Regions from separate parts of the Homo sapiens genome. Here all the other regions are linked to region 2. Evidence: chromatin contacts called from ENCODE Hi-C or POLR2A ChIA-PET data. All regions are on one chromosome and are shown on one strand. Each heading gives the region's core, a stretch centred on a gene start or an enhancer-like site at or near the end of the contact. The rest is flanking DNA. Distances are from core to core; before and after follow the strand shown. Region 1 has its middle 210 kb from the start of ERVE-5. Region 2 has its middle 26 kb from the start of ERVE-5. Region 3 has its middle 82 kb from the start of LINC00906. Region 4 has its middle 130 kb from the start of ERVE-5.

Region 1 (2,700 bases), core at 126-2,625, 240 kb before region 2:
TTGGAGACCAGCCTGGCCAATATGGTGAAACCTCATCTCTACGAAAACGACAAAAATTAGCCCGGCCTGGTGGCACCCACTTGTAATCCCAGCTATTCGGGAGGCTGAGGCAGGAGAATCACTTGAACCTGGGGGGCGGAGGTTGCAGTGAGCCGAGATTGCGCCACTGCACTCCAGCCTGGGCTACAGAGTGAGATTATGTCTCAAAAAAAAAAAAAAAAAAAAAAAGAAAAAAAAAAAGCCCAGGCATGGTGGTGAGCACCCATAGCCCCAGCTCCTCAGAGGAGGCTGAGGTTGGAGGATTGCTTGAGCCCAGGAGTGTGAATCAAGCTGGGCAACATAGCAAGACCCCATCTCTAAAATAAACAAATTAATTACTTAACTAATTAATTAAATATATATCCAATTGGATGTTTATTGCAGTGAAGTAATAGTAAAACAATTAGAAAAATCTAAATACCCATCAACAGATTTTGATCAACTTATCTGTGAATGATGATAATATTTAATATTAGGGTACCTATATTTAAAATCATATAAACCTTAAATATGTTACCTCAGTGACTGTGTCATAGAATACAAATATAAAAGCTTTTTTTACTACCTTTTAAACTTTATGTTGAGGCCTCATCTCTAGAATCCAGAATATACAAAATGTTGCTAAGAGATTAAAGGCAACTGCCAACCTTAAAGAATGAAGTTCAGAAGATATGATTAAGGGTGGAGTTTATTTGGGCACACAGCTTGAGGATGCCCGTCTGGGAGACGCCGACCCCAAATGAATAGGGAGAGCTGGTGTTTGTTTCACTTCTAAAGCCAGAGACAGAAACATCGGTGAGATCAGGACACTTTCCACAGGATAACAGGGCAGAGCTGGAGCAAACTGATCAGTCACATATTGTTCCATTCCAAGGAAGATGACTCCACTCCAGGAAGAGGGTTAGTGACCTAAGGGGGTCTTGACACTGTTGGGTTATAATTATTTACGAGCAGAAAAAAGCGGAAGCCGCAGCTGCATTCCACGTGACTCTGCTGCATAGCCATGTTCCTCACAAGGCTCAGAATAAGGTAAAATTCCAATAACTTTAAGTTTAAATTATTTTAAGTTTGAATTATGTGATATCACAAAACCAAAATACTTCACCCCAAAATATGTGTCTTAGGCATATTCTGAGCTGGCTGTTCAGAGGGCCTGCAAACACAAGGAGCCCTGCAAAGCTGTCTTTTGTGGGGCAGATTTGCACCTGCAGAGGAAATAAAGGGAAGTAAACAACAGATGTGAAAGGCTTTCTCCGAAGTCCTCCTTGTCAAGGTCCAGGAAAGATTAACTGAGAGGCTGACACCTTTAAAGGTCTTGCAGAGAAACATTTACCAGAAGCTGCCACCCACCCCCTTTGAGGGCTGCCACCTGAGAGGCTCCAGCTGTGTACCAAGACTGCCTCTGCTAACCAGGCCTCTTCTCCTCTTCTCTCTCTCCCGTATCCTTTTTGCCATGATCCAAGCCCCTATTTTCTGTATATTCAAGAGGGCTAAAAGCATCAACCATCTTGACATTTGTTTGAGTCTTTATATTTTGTATGACTCCCAAGCCCATATGAATGCTAATAAAATGTTTACACCTTTTTCCCCTGGTAATCTGTGCATTACATTTATCTTACAGACTCAAATTACCAAAACTTCAGGAACAAAGTTAAATGTTCCTTCAAAATATAAGACTAGGAAATCAGAGTTGGGAGAGAAATTAGAGTTCATCTATCCTCTCACCTCCTTTTTCATATGGAAATTTATGACTCAGAGAGGGGGAGTAACTTTCTTAAAATCATGCAGCAAAAGACAAGGTACAAGATCTCAAGTTTTCTGACTTCCAGTTAAGCATTTTGCTCCCAGAATTTTCTCAGACTCCAGAAAATGATAAGCCCTTGCAGGGCTGGTCCTTTGTCTCATCTCCCTTTTCTCCTCTATGATCCACACAGTGCAATGCACAGAGCAGAGCCTCAACGAGCAGGTGACAGAAGGAAATTTAATCAGTGGTTAAAGTTAAGCACTTGGCTGAGCCTCACCAGTGGGTGTGCTTGGTCTGTCAGCACACAGGACTTCCCCTTATGGCTCCTCTGCCCTGATGCCATGAAAAACAGATCAGGTCCCATAAATCGTGAGGAGTACATCCCCTCAGCAAGGTGACTGGAGTCACACGGTTCACTCCTTCAGAGCAAAGATCTTCCCGTCTCATAAAGCAAATTCCATAAGGGGCCTTAAGAAGACTTTGTATGTAATTTGCTGAACCTTAAGCCCAACATTTGAACTATTTTCCATGGAGACCTGTCTGTTACGCGCCTGGTGCGGAGCACTGCCTGGATTTCAGAAATCCACCCCGGTCCTGTGCTTTCTCACCAGAGCAAGACCCAGCCTGGAGGCTCCATGACTCCTGATGCCATTTTTCTCTCTCATTCTCTAAGAAACAGATCCTGAAACAAAAATTCATGAATAAAAAATGTATCTGGGCCCAGGCGCAATGGCTCACACCTGTAATCCCAGCACTTCGGGAGGCCAAGGCAGGTGGATTGCTTGAGGTCAGGAGTTCAAGACGAGCCTTACCAAAATGGTGAAATCCTGCCTCTACTAAAAATACAAAAATTAGCTGGGTGTGGTGGCAGGCGCCTGTAATCTCAGAACCCAGGAGGCAGAGGTTGCAGTGAGCTG
Region 2 (2,727 bases), core at 130-2,629:
CACTCACCAATCAGAGCTTTCTTGCTCCCCAGAACTTTACAAGTGCCACGAACTTTCTTGAAAAACAAATACATAACATTTCTCCTTGTTATAAAACTTCCGACCTTCTCTTTGTTCTTTGGATACACCAAAGACCACCCAGTCTGTGTATATCTTCCCAATTGCAATTTTTCCTAAACAAAACATGTTCATGTCAGAGATTCATCTCTATAGTTTATTTGACTTCAACAGTATATATCAAAAGGAAATGAAATTGGTATGTCAATAAAACATGTGCACTCTCATGTTCTTTGCAGCAGTATTCACAATAATCATGATATGGCATCAATCTAAGTGTCCATCAGTGGATGAGTGGATAGAGCACATGTGAGATTGAGATATATATATATATATACACACACACACACACACACACATATATATATACACACACATATATATACACACACACACATACATTTATGTATAATGGAATACTATTCAGCTTTTAAAAAAGGATAATTCTGTCACTTGTGAGAACATGGATGAACCTAGAGGAAGTTACGTTAAGTGAGATAAGCCAGGCACAGAAAGACAACTACCATGCGATTTCACTCAAATGAGGAATCAAAAAAGTTGTTGAGGTTTTAGTTCAAAATGGCTGACTAGAAGCAGCAAGCCCATGCCTCTCTCACAGACAGGAACCACAATGGCAAGTAAATCCTCACACTTCACATAGATCATCTTAAGAGAGCATGCTCGGATTCACCAGAGAACCAATGGGACCCAAGGAAAGCAGGGAACAGTGGAGCCAGGCAGCCTGCGGAGCTGGGACGGTGTGGAGTGAAGAGAGGCTCTTACTCCAAGGAAGGGGTGAATGAGGTGAGAGGCTCCGGGACCCACCTCTCCATCACAGACTTTTACAATCCTAGCCACAGGAGAGCCCCCATAATCCTCCTTAGGCCTCCAGCTGAACACAGAGCCACCCAGAAACTTTGCAGAGGCACCGCTCAAGCCCACCTGGAATCCCACAGTCAGCCTGGTGCCAGCTGCCATGCCAAGGAGGGAGGCGAGGCTCTTTGCACACCCCCAGGAGAGACAGCACAGCTGCTGTGCAGAGGAGCTGCCAGACCACACACCACACTACTCCCGGCCTCGGCTGCTTCCTGCGAAATGGGGCTTACCTGTTGCAGGCCCCCTGTACAGTTGACCCACCCCTGCAGAAACACTGGCCTTGGCTAGGTGTTTCTCTGAGACCCCGACTCCCAGGCCAGGGAGAGAGTGAGGAGGCCTGGGACCTCTGCATGACCCCAAGAACAAAATCCAGAACTGCTTCTGCAGGAGCAAAGTGTGAGTAGGTCATGTGCCCCCCAGGTGCCAATCTCCAGTGCCCTGAGGGGCCCTCCCTTCCCCCAGTGAAAGGCCACCTGGCTCCTGCCTGAGCATTTCCGCTGCAACCACAGCTCTTCTGAGAGCCCAGTCCCCACAGGCCTGTGCTGCCCTCAGGCTCCCACCACCTGGGCCTTCTGTCTGTCCCCTGCCTGAGGGTTCTATCAGCCTCTCAGGGACCAGCCAGCCCCTTCCCCATCACAGCCAGCTCCTGAAGTCTAGGGTGCCCCAACCCCAGTCCAGCCCCTTAACCCATTTATGCCTGAGGTTGCAATTTTTTAAATTTTTCCAATCAGACCTTGGCGATGATCTTGAGCAGTGGGATATAAATAAGTCCCACATGCTTAGTATTCCAGTAATGGAACACTAGGCATAAATGGGTTTTAAGGACCCATACTCTCTGTCCGGTAGGCCGTCTAAGGGCCTGAGAACTGGGGCGCTATGTAGACCAATCCAACAGTGCTGGCACCTAACCACTTTTCCCAGGGCCTGAGGTCAGGCCAGCCCAACCAGTTGACACCACCACAACTGATACCCATCCACAGGGGCTGAAAGGCAGAGTGTATCCCCTGGCCCTGACAATGCAACATCATTACCACATCAAAGGAAAGAGAGCCATACGCTGAAAAGGTTCTGCCCCAAAACCACTCCTGTGGAGAGTCTCAAGACAGGTGTGTTCCACAGCTCTCAACCCACTGTGGCTTGGATGTAGACAACAGTGAGGATCTGAACTGAGAGTCACGAGTTCCAGGACTGGTGTGATTGGGAATAGATCACTTTCCTGCCTATCTAGCGCATGGAGCTAGTGCAGCCCCTTCACCCGATGTAGAGACCTCAGCACATGTCACTGGGAGCTCCCAAAGCCATCTCCACAAGGCTTGGTGCCTATACTTGGCATTGGAGTATTTGTGGGCAAGCCAGGGGGTCCAGCTCTGCCCAGCTCTACCCACTCCCTGCTGAACAGAAAACTCAGGGCACCAGGCACTTCACTGTCCAGCCCATCACCAGAAGCAACAGAGAGCACCTCCCAGTAAACAAAGACCAAGTACCTACCCATCTGCTGTGCCACAAGCTGGCTCTTACCCGTCAGCGCCATCTACTGGCCTGCAGGTTGAACTGCACAGCCAAATATAAAGCCTGGCCAATGGAAGTGCGTGGGCTATAGAAGCAAAGCTTTAGCAACACAACGTACTCCACAGTCACTCCCTAGGGAAAGGGAGGGATGGAGAAAGAAAAAACAAATAAGAAAAAAAAAATCCCATCTGAACAAAAATAAATTCAAAAATAAGAGTGGTTTTCTGTGAGCAGCTGCTCCAGATGAGAAAGAATCAGCATAAGAATTCTGGCATCATGAAAAAA
Region 3 (2,700 bases), core at 80-2,579, 250 kb after region 2:
GGAAAGAAGATGAGCTCTACTAATGATTAATGTTCAACTTAATAGATCAGCAAGACATGCTGAGTTGAGAAGCTGCCCAGAGGGTTCCAGCCCACTGCCCAAGCACAGGAGGAACAATGAGAGGAGCGACTTCCGCTCCCCGCACCCGCGGCTTGTCTCTGGGGAAACACAGTTATTAATTGCTCTAAAATGTCAGTCACTTTGCTTCAAAGTAGCCACTTCCCCGGCTGCTTTCTGATCTCCCCCTTGAAAATGACTTCCAGTGTGGACATTGACTCTAGCTTGTGTTTAAAACAGAATTTGGGGCTGGGCTTAGTGGCTTATGCCTGTAATCCCAGCACTTTGGAAGGCCAAGGTGGCCGGGTCACCTGAGGTCAGGAGTTCGAGACCAGCCTGGCCAACATGGTAAAACCTCATCTCTACTAAAAATACAAAAATTAGCTGGACATGGTAGTAAGCACCTGTAATCCCAGCTACTCAGGAGGCTGAGGCAGAAGAATCGGTTGAACCCAGCAGGTGGAGGTGGCAATGAACCAAGATCACGCCACTGCACTCCAGCCTGGGTGACAGAGCGAGACTCTGTCTCAAGAAACGAATTTGGGGGCTACCTAACCTATCAATGCACTAGGCTTTTACATCTTTTTTTCTTTTAAAGACAAGAGTCCCACTCTGTGGCCCAGACTGGAGTGCAGTGGTGCAATCATGACTCACCACAGCCTCCATTTCTTGGACTCAAGTGATCCTCCTGCCTCAGCCTCCCAAGTAGCTGGGACCACAGGCCCAACACCATGCCTACCTGAAACAAGCTTTTTACAAAGTGACAAATCAGCTCAGTTCAATACATGTGGGTGGGATCCTGCTGTTCTGCTGCCCTGCCCCTGTGGCTGCAACCTCAGAAGGCAAATACCCACAGGGAACAGACGCGCCCAGAACAGTGTGAGGCAGGGTCCGCGGGGGCTTCCAAAGAAGAAGACAGAGAGCTAGAAGGGGCCTCAGCTGAGGCAGTGCCCGTGGGCCAATGGTGGCCGCACTGTCTTCCTGGAGGGACAGGCCCTGGGCTCAGAGCAATGTGCCAGCTGGGGCTGGGATTTTCTACTCTCTCTTTTCCAGGCACCAGTGGCAGATAGGAAAGGACCACTCCCCCAGGGTTCCCCTTTGGGACACATGGCCTCCTTCCCTCTCCATCCCTTCCTCCTGGGGTTTCATGGAGCCCCGACTGTGTGCTGGGCCCTGCGGCAGCTAAGGTCACCAGGCTCCAGGCCCTGCTCTTGCAAGAGATCCAGACAAGCTGCCTGGGAAGTGAACAGTGGGAAGCCACACACCAGGAGAACTGGAGCAGGCAGGCGTCACGGTGCGGTGTGGGGAGGGGTGGACATCTGTATGACAACAAAATCCTCCCTCTGTTTTGAATCTCGCTGTATTGAACTCTGCAGTCTTTAAAATAATGTAATCTCTAGGACTCTGCAGCTTCCCAAATCCTATTGACCTGTGATTTGGATAAGAACTGATCTCATTTGTGTCTGAATGAATGAATGTTGTCTGTGCAAGCAGCTGACTTCAGGGCTAGGCTGGTCTCCAGCATCATAAGAGCAAAGGCATGCTTTGTGGTTACAGATTGGCACTGGAGCGGCCCTCCCTCCCTCTCTTTTGGGGACCTCGAGGGTCCAGGGGCGAGGGGAGCCGTGCCAGCAGCCTGCCTCAGTGTGTGTTCTCTGAGCACCTCGTGACCTTGCTGGGAGTGTGTCTGATCAGCCGCTTCCCTTGTGACCAAATATTTGGTCATGGCAGCAGGAGAGAATTCCATCAGTGGACAGCTCTATTTTTAAGGCTCTGGCTTTGTTTTCTCTTTCCTGAGAGGCAGTCCCTGCAGCAGGCTTGAGCCTCTCTCACTGACAGCCTGCCTCGCATAATGTTAAGCAGGCATCGGACACTTGCTGGAAGGCAGGGAATTGCAATGAAAGAGCACGGAGGTGAGAAGCTGTGCTCCTTGGGGTGAAGGCAGCTTCTGTGCTCCTGGGATCTACTGTTAAGCCAGGGTGACGCCAGCTTGCATGCTACCGGAGGGGTAAGTGTGTGTGTTTGCGTGTGTGTGCACGCATATTCTAAGATGACAGCATCCTGTCTGCCTATCACTGCCTGAAGCACCCCTTTCTCCAACCCCACTAATCAGCTCATTCGCTCACCTTCCCCTATGAATGTATCTCTTTGCCCACCCCTTTGCCTGGGACAACCTGTCAATTTCCAGCCCTCCTCTCTTTCCTTCTCTTTTCTGCAAAACCTCGTGGGATGCCACATGAGTCTGTTTTGTGTTGCCATAAAGAAATATCTGAGACTGGGCAATTTATCAAAAAAATGTATAATTGGCCATGGTTCTGCAGGGTGTACAGTAAGCGTGGTGCCCTCATCTGCTTCTGGGGAGGCCTCAGGAAGCTTTTACTCATGGCAGAAGGGAAGTAAAGCCGGCATCTCACAGAGCGAAACAGGGAGCAAGAGAGGTGCCTGGCTCTTTTATTTTATTATTTATTGTATTTTTTGTGTGATTATTTTTAACTTTTATTTTAGGATCAAGGGCACATGTGCAAGTTAGTTATATAGGTAAACTGTGTGTCATGGAGGTTCGATGTACAGATTATTTCAGATAATGGGCATAGTACTCTGTAGACATTTTTCCTGATCCTCTCTCTCCTCCCACCTTCCACC
Region 4 (2,700 bases), core at 82-2,581, 150 kb before region 2:
GAGCTGGGTGTGGTGGCAGGCGCCTGTAATGCCAGCTACTCATGAAGCTGAGGCAGGAGAATCAATTGAACTGGGGAGGCGGAGGTTGCAGTGAGCCAAGATCGTACCACTGCACTCCAGCCTAGGTGACAGAGTGAGACTCCATCTCAAAAAATAAAAAGTAAAAAAGTAGGAAAAACTACTACATAGGCATATAAAAGAGAAATATAACTAAAATAACTACAATAAAAGTTATTCAATAAAAACAGACTCAGCAATGACAGAGCCAATAGAGACAAGCACATAAATCAGCTACTATCTGTGCACATGTCCAGAAGCCATGTTAAGCAGAACTTGTTTTAAGTTGTTTATAATTTAAATTTGTGGATACATATTTTACTTTTTTTTTTTTTTTTTGAGATGGAGTTTTGCTCTTGTTGCCCAGGCTGGAGTGCAGTGATGCAATCTCAGCTCACTGCTGCCTCTGCCTCCCAGGCTCAAGTGATTCTCCTGCCTCAGCCTCCTGAGTAGCTGGGATTATAGGTGTGCGCCACCATGCCTGGCTAATTTTTGTATTTTTAGTAGAGACCGGGTTTCACCATGTTGGGCAGGCTTGTCTCGAACTCCCGACCTCAGATGATCTGCCAGTCTCAGCCTCCCAGAGTGCTGGGATTTCAGATAAGCCACCACACTCGGCCCATATTTTACTTTTCTTAGGGACAGGGTCACCCAGGTGGGAATGCAGTGGCACAATCATGGCTCACTGCAGCCTCAACCTCCTGCTCAAGCCATCCTCTTGCCTCAGCCTCCCAAGTAGCTGGGACTACAGGCGCAGGCCACCCTACCCAGCTAATTTTTAAAAAAAATCTTTCAGAGATGGGATCTCACTGTGTTGCCCAGGTTGGTCTTGAACTCCTGGGGTCAAGTGATCCTTTTGCCTTGGCTTCTCAAAGTTTTGGGATTATAGGCATGAGCCACCATGCCTGGCCAAGAAGAACTTTTTAAATACTTTTTTCTAAAAGAAAAAAAATGATTACAAAGCAAACAGAAATACTCTAACATTACCAATTGCAGGGGAGAGAGTCAAAGTACAAAAATGATTCACAAAGCAGAAGAAAATGAAAGTGATAAGCACATGAGGAAAATAATCAACCACACTAACATAAAACATTGTAAGTAGGATAATATCAGATTAGTCAAGATTTTAAAATTCTGTGTTCAGTGCTGGTGACCATGTAAGAAGACACTGATCCACAGCTAGTTGAAGGTCCATTCTGGGTTCCTGTTTCCTGGAAAGCAATGCTTAGTGGGACGGGTAACTTCCTCATGTGACACAGCTGGTAGCAGTGCTGGCTGGCTGTGTTCCATGTCTAAAGTCGCAGAGGCTACACCAGGCTGGCACCGTGGTCTACAAACCTGCCACTCTCTATCACCTTTTTATTTATAGAGATGAGATGGGTCACTCTCAGACAAAAATAAGAGGCACAGTTGTGGGCCACGACAGAGCAGCAAGCAGGGAAGGTAGGTCCCCAGATAGCGGCCTGAGAGGAAGGACATACATGTGTAGTGGCCCTAGCTTCACTCAGACGCTGTGTATAAGTTGGGGGCAGAGAAAGGTGTGTGGCAGAGGAAGGCCCAGCTGCAGTGTGTTCCCCCAGGCAGCTCTGCGGGTTGAGGACACAGCCAGGTCAGTCCTTTCTGCTCCCACATCTCTCCCTAATCAAACCTGTTACTGGGGAACCTCAGTGACAGGCTGGGTTCTAGGTGCATCTGGGGACTGCCAAACATAACATGGCCTACCACTTGGGAGGAATGCAATATCTGATAGTCCAGTGTTTCCAAAGGTTGGTAACTGAAACAGAGAAGTTAAATAATTTGCCCAAGGCCACACAGCTGAGTCAAGGAAGTGGGGCTTGTTAGGCATTTCGGCCACCTGCAATCCACCTTCCAAATTGCATCCCTATCTTTGTGTCTCTTCTACTATTATTTACCTTAAACAGTTTTAACTTGACTTTAAGTAAAACTACTTTCTAAAGATTTGGCTCAATAAAAAGGTTATAAGTTTTATGAAAAAAAATTAAGTTATAGTGATAGAGGTAGGAGGCAGCCAAATGCCTAGACAGATAGAGAAGGGTCCCCAGTGAAACCCACCTTCAAGTCTAAAACAGGCTAAGGACTGAAAGACGGGACCGCTGGTTTTGGATGAAACCCGTGACCCAGAAGGAGAACTTCTGCCTCCGTTTGCCTGCCCTTTCCTGATTGATTCTTTCTGAATAATGCCTTTCAACCAATCAAATGTTGCCTTTTCCGATACTACCTATGGCTTGCCTGGGCATGCCCACCTGTGTTCTAGGAGAATGGGTGGAGCCACCAGGAATTCACGTCTTATGCAGGGGAGGAGCCTGGGCCTCTTCACCTCCTGTGCAGCAGCCCTGGCATTCAACTGTGAAGGGAAAACCTGCTTGGAGAGCCCCTGTCTTTGCTGGGAGCTTTCCTTTTGCTTAATAAATTCCACCCTCCTCACCCTTCAATGTGTCTGTGTGACTCATTTTTTTCTGGTCATGAGACAAGAACCTGGATTTAGCTGAATGAGGGAGCAAAAATCCTAAAAAAAAAAAAAATCATAGATGTATATTTTGTATATATTTAAATTCACTTTAAAGTAAATATATAACTATTAAAATGTGTAAAAAAATCATCACACACACAACCAGCAGTAAT

Evidence for each region. A loop is a pair of places that touch in the nucleus more often than their neighbours do. ChIA-PET counts read pairs that join two places held with the same protein, here RNA polymerase II (POLR2A). Pooled maps may share reads with other maps.
Region 1: a map of naive thymus-derived CD4-positive, alpha-beta T cell shows a loop between it and region 2 (4-fold over the local background). The contact joins two enhancer-like sites. A Hi-C loop is called at or near these places in 1 of 168 maps with a recorded cell type or tissue (naive thymus-derived CD4-positive, alpha-beta T cell), 5 of 37 single-sample maps with no recorded cell type and 3 of 50 pooled maps. POLR2A ChIA-PET finds 5 or more read pairs at or near these places in 1 of 52 experiments (HEK293).
Region 3: a pooled map shows a loop between it and region 2 (9-fold over the local background). The contact joins two enhancer-like sites. A Hi-C loop is called at or near these places in 1 of 168 maps with a recorded cell type or tissue (K562), 8 of 37 single-sample maps with no recorded cell type and 8 of 50 pooled maps.
Region 4: a loop to region 2 is called in a map of Jurkat, with 3 times the contacts of the local background. The contact joins two enhancer-like sites. A Hi-C loop is called at or near these places in 6 of 168 maps with a recorded cell type or tissue (GM11168, Jurkat, K562 and 2 more) and 3 of 50 pooled maps. POLR2A ChIA-PET finds 5 or more read pairs at or near these places in 2 of 52 experiments (H1 and HEK293).

The regions. Positions count from the first base shown.
Region 1 is chr19:28,392,841-28,395,540 of GRCh38, forward strand. No RefSeq gene overlaps it. Among named protein-coding and RNA genes, the nearest start is that of ERVE-5, 210 kb to the right of the region's middle. Within about 2 kb of position 1,376, at least 2 of the 41 ENCODE cell types and tissues checked have a DNase peak (open chromatin) inside an H3K27ac peak, as active enhancers do.
Region 2 is chr19:28,631,457-28,634,183 of GRCh38, forward strand. It overlaps the pseudogene LOC100420587. Among named protein-coding and RNA genes, the nearest start is that of ERVE-5, 26 kb to the left of the region's middle. RefSeq lists a silencer at 2,226-2,520. Within about 2 kb of position 1,380, at least 2 of the 41 ENCODE cell types and tissues checked have a DNase peak (open chromatin) inside an H3K27ac peak, as active enhancers do.
Region 3 is chr19:28,881,727-28,884,426 of GRCh38, forward strand. No RefSeq gene overlaps it. Among named protein-coding and RNA genes, the nearest start is that of LINC00906, 82 kb to the right of the region's middle. RefSeq lists enhancers at 1-591, 1,342-2,091. Within about 2 kb of position 1,330, at least 5 of the 41 ENCODE cell types and tissues checked have a DNase peak (open chromatin) inside an H3K27ac peak, as active enhancers do.
Region 4 is chr19:28,480,025-28,482,724 of GRCh38, forward strand. It overlaps the pseudogene LOC100420587. Among named protein-coding and RNA genes, the nearest start is that of ERVE-5, 130 kb to the right of the region's middle. Within about 2 kb of position 1,332, at least 6 of the 41 ENCODE cell types and tissues checked have a DNase peak (open chromatin) inside an H3K27ac peak, as active enhancers do.